Regions from separate parts of the Homo sapiens genome. Here region 1 is linked to region 2. Evidence: read pairs that join two places in POLR2A ChIA-PET (ENCODE). Cell type or tissue: CD4-positive, alpha-beta T cell. All regions are shown on one strand.

Region 1 (2,500 bases), 150 kb after region 2:
GTATGCACATGTTTGTGCGCACATGTGTGCCTGTGTGCATGTGTGTATGCACGTTTGTGCCTGTGTGCATGTGTGTATGCATATGTGTGTGCCTATGTGTATGTACACCAATCATAACACTCCCTTTTCTTTCCCAAGAAAGGATTTCTTTTTGTACTGATCTCAGGAGTTTCAGGGCTACAGCGAAGAGATCACATGAGGAAGTCAAGAATTGTGTTTACTTACAAACTATATGGAACCAATATTTAATCATTTTCTACTTACAAAATCCCAATTTTGGCTGGGCACAGTGGCTCATGCTCGTAATCCCAGCAGTATGGGAGACCAAGGTGGGAGGATCCCTTGAGCTCAAGAGCTCAAGACCAGCCTGGGAAACACAGCAAGATCTCATTTATAATCTTTTTAATAGCTTTTTTAAATCTCAATTTCCTATGGCTCCAGCCAGTATAACCCCAAGACTCCACCTTCGTGGTGGACTCGAACCTCCAGGTGGCCTGTCAGCAGCGCCTGCTCAGATCCAGCCTTATTTTTAGCACTTTCTCCAGACAACCCAAGGGAAAAGAAAGCTGTTTTGAGGTCAAACTTCTGAAACATCTGTCTCTGTGACCCGGCCTCTGTGCAAACGCCACTACTCCCAGGACATGAAAAGCACCCTGCAGATGCCCAGAACCCCAGCCACCACAGCCAGCAGGCTGCACGTGCAAAGAAGGCTCTGGACCCAAGCTGCCTGGACGGGGCGCCTGGATGGGGCACCTCTTGAACCGCTGGGGCTCTCTCCCAGCATCCCTGCGGCGCCTTTGTCTCAAATGTGGAAGCAGCAGAGAGCTGAGGCCAGGGGCCGCTTTATTTCCCTATTGCTTTCAACATCTTCTTTTGAAATTCTCTTTAAACTGAAACTGTCAAAAGTTGTGTCTGATAAATCTGAAGGTTGTAGAGGAAGTGGTTTGTTCTTCCTCCTGCTCATGATTTCTGCACAAGATAGTACACAGTACTTGGTGAACTGTCAGGCAAGGCAAGAGCTCCCAGTGAGGGCCAGAGGAAATGCAGGAGATCACTGAGGCCTGCTCTTTACCTGCTGCTGCTGTCAGACACCAGACAAGGTCAAGGGTGCAGCAGACAGGAGGACCCCAAAGAAGGCCCTCCTCATCCCTCCCCATCCCATCCTCCAAGACATTCAGGGAAATGTTCAAACAGAACTGGCCTGGTGGCTCTGATACTCCCACGGCAGCCTGGCTGTCGGGTGTTATTATCCCATTTTCCAGGTAGAGTTTAACTAACGTAATCAGAATGTAAATAACATGCTCAACTTAATTTCAATAACTAACTTGCCCAATGTCACACATAGTGAGTTCTCTGAAGAACTGTGAATCCACAGTTCAGGCAAAGCCTGAACTTAAGAAGGTCTGACTCCAAAGCCTGACGTCACCTGCCCTGGGAAGCCCTCTCTGGCCCCTCAGACCTTGGGTGTAGTCAGGTCCCCTCCTCTGTAATCTTGGTAACAGTAGCAATGACAGTGGTAACGGCAGTAATAAGAGCCCTCTGTTTTTCCTGTATACTTTCTCTGTGTCAGACACAAGGCTAACACCAGATGTGCATTATCTCACTGAATCCTTCACAGAAGCCCATGGAGTTGGTACCGCTATCTGCCCCATTGTACTGATGAAAAACAAAAGCTCAGAGAGGTGAAGTTACTTGACCAAGGTCACACAGCAGGCAAGTGGCAGAGCCCAAGGTAGAACTTCCAACATGCTGTTTTGATTACTGGCCTGGGCTGATCCCAGTTTTCCTATACGTGACAATTCTTTGCATTATCTTGGGTCTAGATGCTTCTAGTCCAGAATGACCCCAAGGGCTGCCAGCCCCTTTGGGTTTCCCCACCAACGTCAAAGGTTGAGGGACAGAGGACATTTCCCTGTTGGCAACGAACTGGGCCCCACACTCCTGATCAGCTCAGCCATTGCCAGGTTCTTGGGCCTAAGGTTGATCCAAATCGGGGCAAAGAATTAGGTCCTCTCAAAGCGGAGTAGGAAAGAACAAGACGTTCATGGGGCCTTCCTGTAATTCGGCTTCCATGTTGAAGTCCAAAGTCCCAAGGCCAGCATGCAGGCAGCTCACTGCGTCCGCCCTCCACAATTCCACCAGCCCCCAGCCCACTCAATACACCTGAGGCCTATGGAGCGTGTGCCAGGCCTCACCAGGCCCCTCGGACTTTCCCAATGCTGTGTTCTGCCCAGAAAGCTCCTCCCTGCTTTCTCCTCCTGGCCTGAGCGGACCCATTCTTGGATCAGCAGCCTTCTCTCCAGGGACCCTGCTGCTTCCCACGAGTGCCCACCCTGAGTCACCCTCGTTTGCGGGCACTGGAACCGATTGTCCATAACTCTCTTCTCCCATGCTGTTGTCTCCACACTCCCAACCCTTAGCACAATGCCTGGTACCCAGGAGGTGCCCCATAAGGGCATGCTTCAGGCACGATGCCTAACTGCTGAATGAGAGAACACTC
Region 2 (2,500 bases):
TCCTCTGGCTTGGCCAGGCAGAGGTTCTTGCCCAGGACTCTGGATCTTGGGCAAGTGCTATGGAGATGGGGCAGGGAGAATTCACCTGGGAGGAGCTGGGTCCTGCCCTGCACCTTCCTGCACTGGTGGTGATGGGACTACCACCTGCATGCCCCGACCCCAGCTCCAGGCCATTCTCCAGGCTGCCACCGTTCTTCTAGTACATTCCTTTCCTGCTTGGGATGGCCAGATCCCATTTCGGCTGCCGGCACATGAGAGCCCTGAGGGACCTGCAGGGCCTACTGGCTCTTGGCCCCTTCTTCCTTTTCAAAGTGGACATTCTGATGTGTTTGCCCCGTAGGCATTTTTACAGAAGGAACCAGCATTTCCACAACTGTGGCTTCTCCTGGTCACACCGTTGGTGCTCCTGGCGTCTCCTCTGCCCCGAGCTCACATCCAGATGGTTCTGGCCCTGCCAGACTGGGTCCGGCCCACTGCTGAGTTGTTGGCAGGGATGGCTGACAGATCTCTCCTCCTGGGCCCCAGCTGCCTGGCCTGGCCACGCCCCCTGTGACTTCCTGCTGAGCTGCAGGAGCCTCCAGTCTTAGCTGGGTCCTCGTAGCCTGCCTCTCACAGCAGCACTTGATGTCTAAAGGCCTGGGACGGATTTCTTCAGAGCCACTGACCACAGACACTGCTACACATCAGTCTCTTCTCAGCCCCATCCTTCCAGGCAGAGCCATCTGGGTTTCCAAGCCTTTCCTCCCATAGGAGGGTGTGACCCCCTTCCCCAGCCACACTTGGCTTTCTGGCCACTTCTGTTCCACTCTGGGATCCTCTCAACTCTTGGAGGTCGGTGTGGCAGTCCAGGAAGAAGGCAGGTTTCGGTTCAAGAAGGCAGGTTTAGTTTGCAGATCCCAGCTAAACAGGTATGACACAGGCTGGCGAACTAAGTGCGATGACGCATGTCACTACCAACCACAGACCACGGGTGCTTACTCGGTACCAGGCACCACGAGAAATGCTCACACACACCTCCTCTCCTCCTCAACGCACCCATCTTACAGATGAGGAAGCTGAGGCTCGGAGCAGGCAGTGGGGTGCCTCTGCACACTCCGGCGCCTGCCCCTGCCCTCCCCACACCTCGGCCAGGACCCCATCCCTCCTCCGCTCTCCTGAAGCTTCTGGCGGCCACTTCTTCAAGCCCTCGGCCCACACCCTGAGGCTGGCTGGGTATTTATGTCCCACCCACAGGATTGGGAGAGGAGGCAGGATCCACGTAGGATTAACTGCGACTGCTCCAGTGAGCCTGGTGTTAAAAAAAAAAAAAAAAAAATACAGCTGAATGAATTAATGACATGTAAGGCAAGGCACAGAGATGCCGGGCTGAGGACAGTCTCGATGCGGAACTCTCCTGCGCCTCCTTCCAGGGAGGCAGAGACAGCCAAGATCTCCCACCCACCGCGCCCGGCTCCTTCTGCCCCAGTGCGACGAGAAGGAAAGCTGGCCGTGGTCCCCTCCCCACCCCCGTTTAGGCTGGCTGCACTTTGGAAGAAGGCAGAGGCTTCAGCCATGTTTGTCCACGGTAACAATGAGCATCTTTCCATCAGAAGCCAAAGGGAGTTTAAAGATCACCTGATTCAGGGGGGTTTATGGACCCCTTTGAGAACCTAAAACAAGCTATGGACTCACACCCATGTAATGTCAACATTTATGCACACACACAAAGACACATACACCACACACACACCATACACACACACACCAGTTACACATGCACACACACGACACACAAGGACACATACACCACACACACAGACACATACACACCACACACATACACACACCATACAGTTACACATACACACACACCACACAAAGACACATACACCACACACACAGACACACACACTATACACACACGCACCATACAGTTACACATGCACACATACCACACACAAAAACACATACACCTGCACACAGACACACACACCACACACACACACCACACACACAAATACACATACACCACACACACACCATACAGTTACAAATGTACACACACCACGCACACACACACACACCATACACCACACACACACCATACACACACCATACAGTTACACATGCACACATACCACACACACAAAGACACATACACCACACACACCATACACACACACCAGTTACACATGCACACACACCACACAGCCACATACCACGTAGACACATACACCACACACACAGACACACATACACCATACACACATACACACCATAGTTACACATGCACACACACCACACATACACGTACCACATACACCACACACACATGCACACACATCACACAGACATACATACACACACACCACAGACACATACCATACACACCTCATACACACAAAGACATACCACACAGACACACACCTCACACAGACACACAGATACACATGCACGTACACCATATACACACAGAGACATCACATATAGACACATACACCACACACACACGTCACATATC

The links. Peaks named below come from ENCODE experiments on the same cell type or tissue, not always from the same donor. Only the 100,000 strongest peaks of a DNase experiment are listed, where the experiment ranks them.
Region 1: POLR2A ChIA-PET joins it to region 2 with 10 read pairs; 6 of 35 experiments call an interaction of 5 or more read pairs at or near these places.

Annotation. Positions count from the first base shown.
Region 1 is chr16:81,468,536-81,471,035 of GRCh38, reverse strand. All of the region lies in intron 1 of CMIP (c-Maf inducing protein), which reads right to left. Among named protein-coding and RNA genes, the nearest start is that of CMIP, 25 kb to the right of the region's middle. RefSeq lists an enhancer at 705-1,205. In CD4-positive, alpha-beta T cell, no CTCF peak of the experiment used is centred here; a DNase peak (open chromatin) is centred at 945; H3K4me3 peaks cover 881 bases; H3K27ac peaks cover 2,403 bases.
Region 2 is chr16:81,614,969-81,617,468 of GRCh38, reverse strand. All of the region lies in intron 2 of CMIP (c-Maf inducing protein), which reads right to left. Among named protein-coding and RNA genes, the nearest start is that of MIR6504, 4.9 kb to the right of the region's middle. RefSeq lists enhancers at 399-468, 1-735, 689-838, 736-1,579. In CD4-positive, alpha-beta T cell, no CTCF peak of the experiment used is centred here; DNase peaks (open chromatin) are centred at 558 and 958; H3K4me3 peaks cover 698 bases; H3K27ac peaks cover 1,045 bases.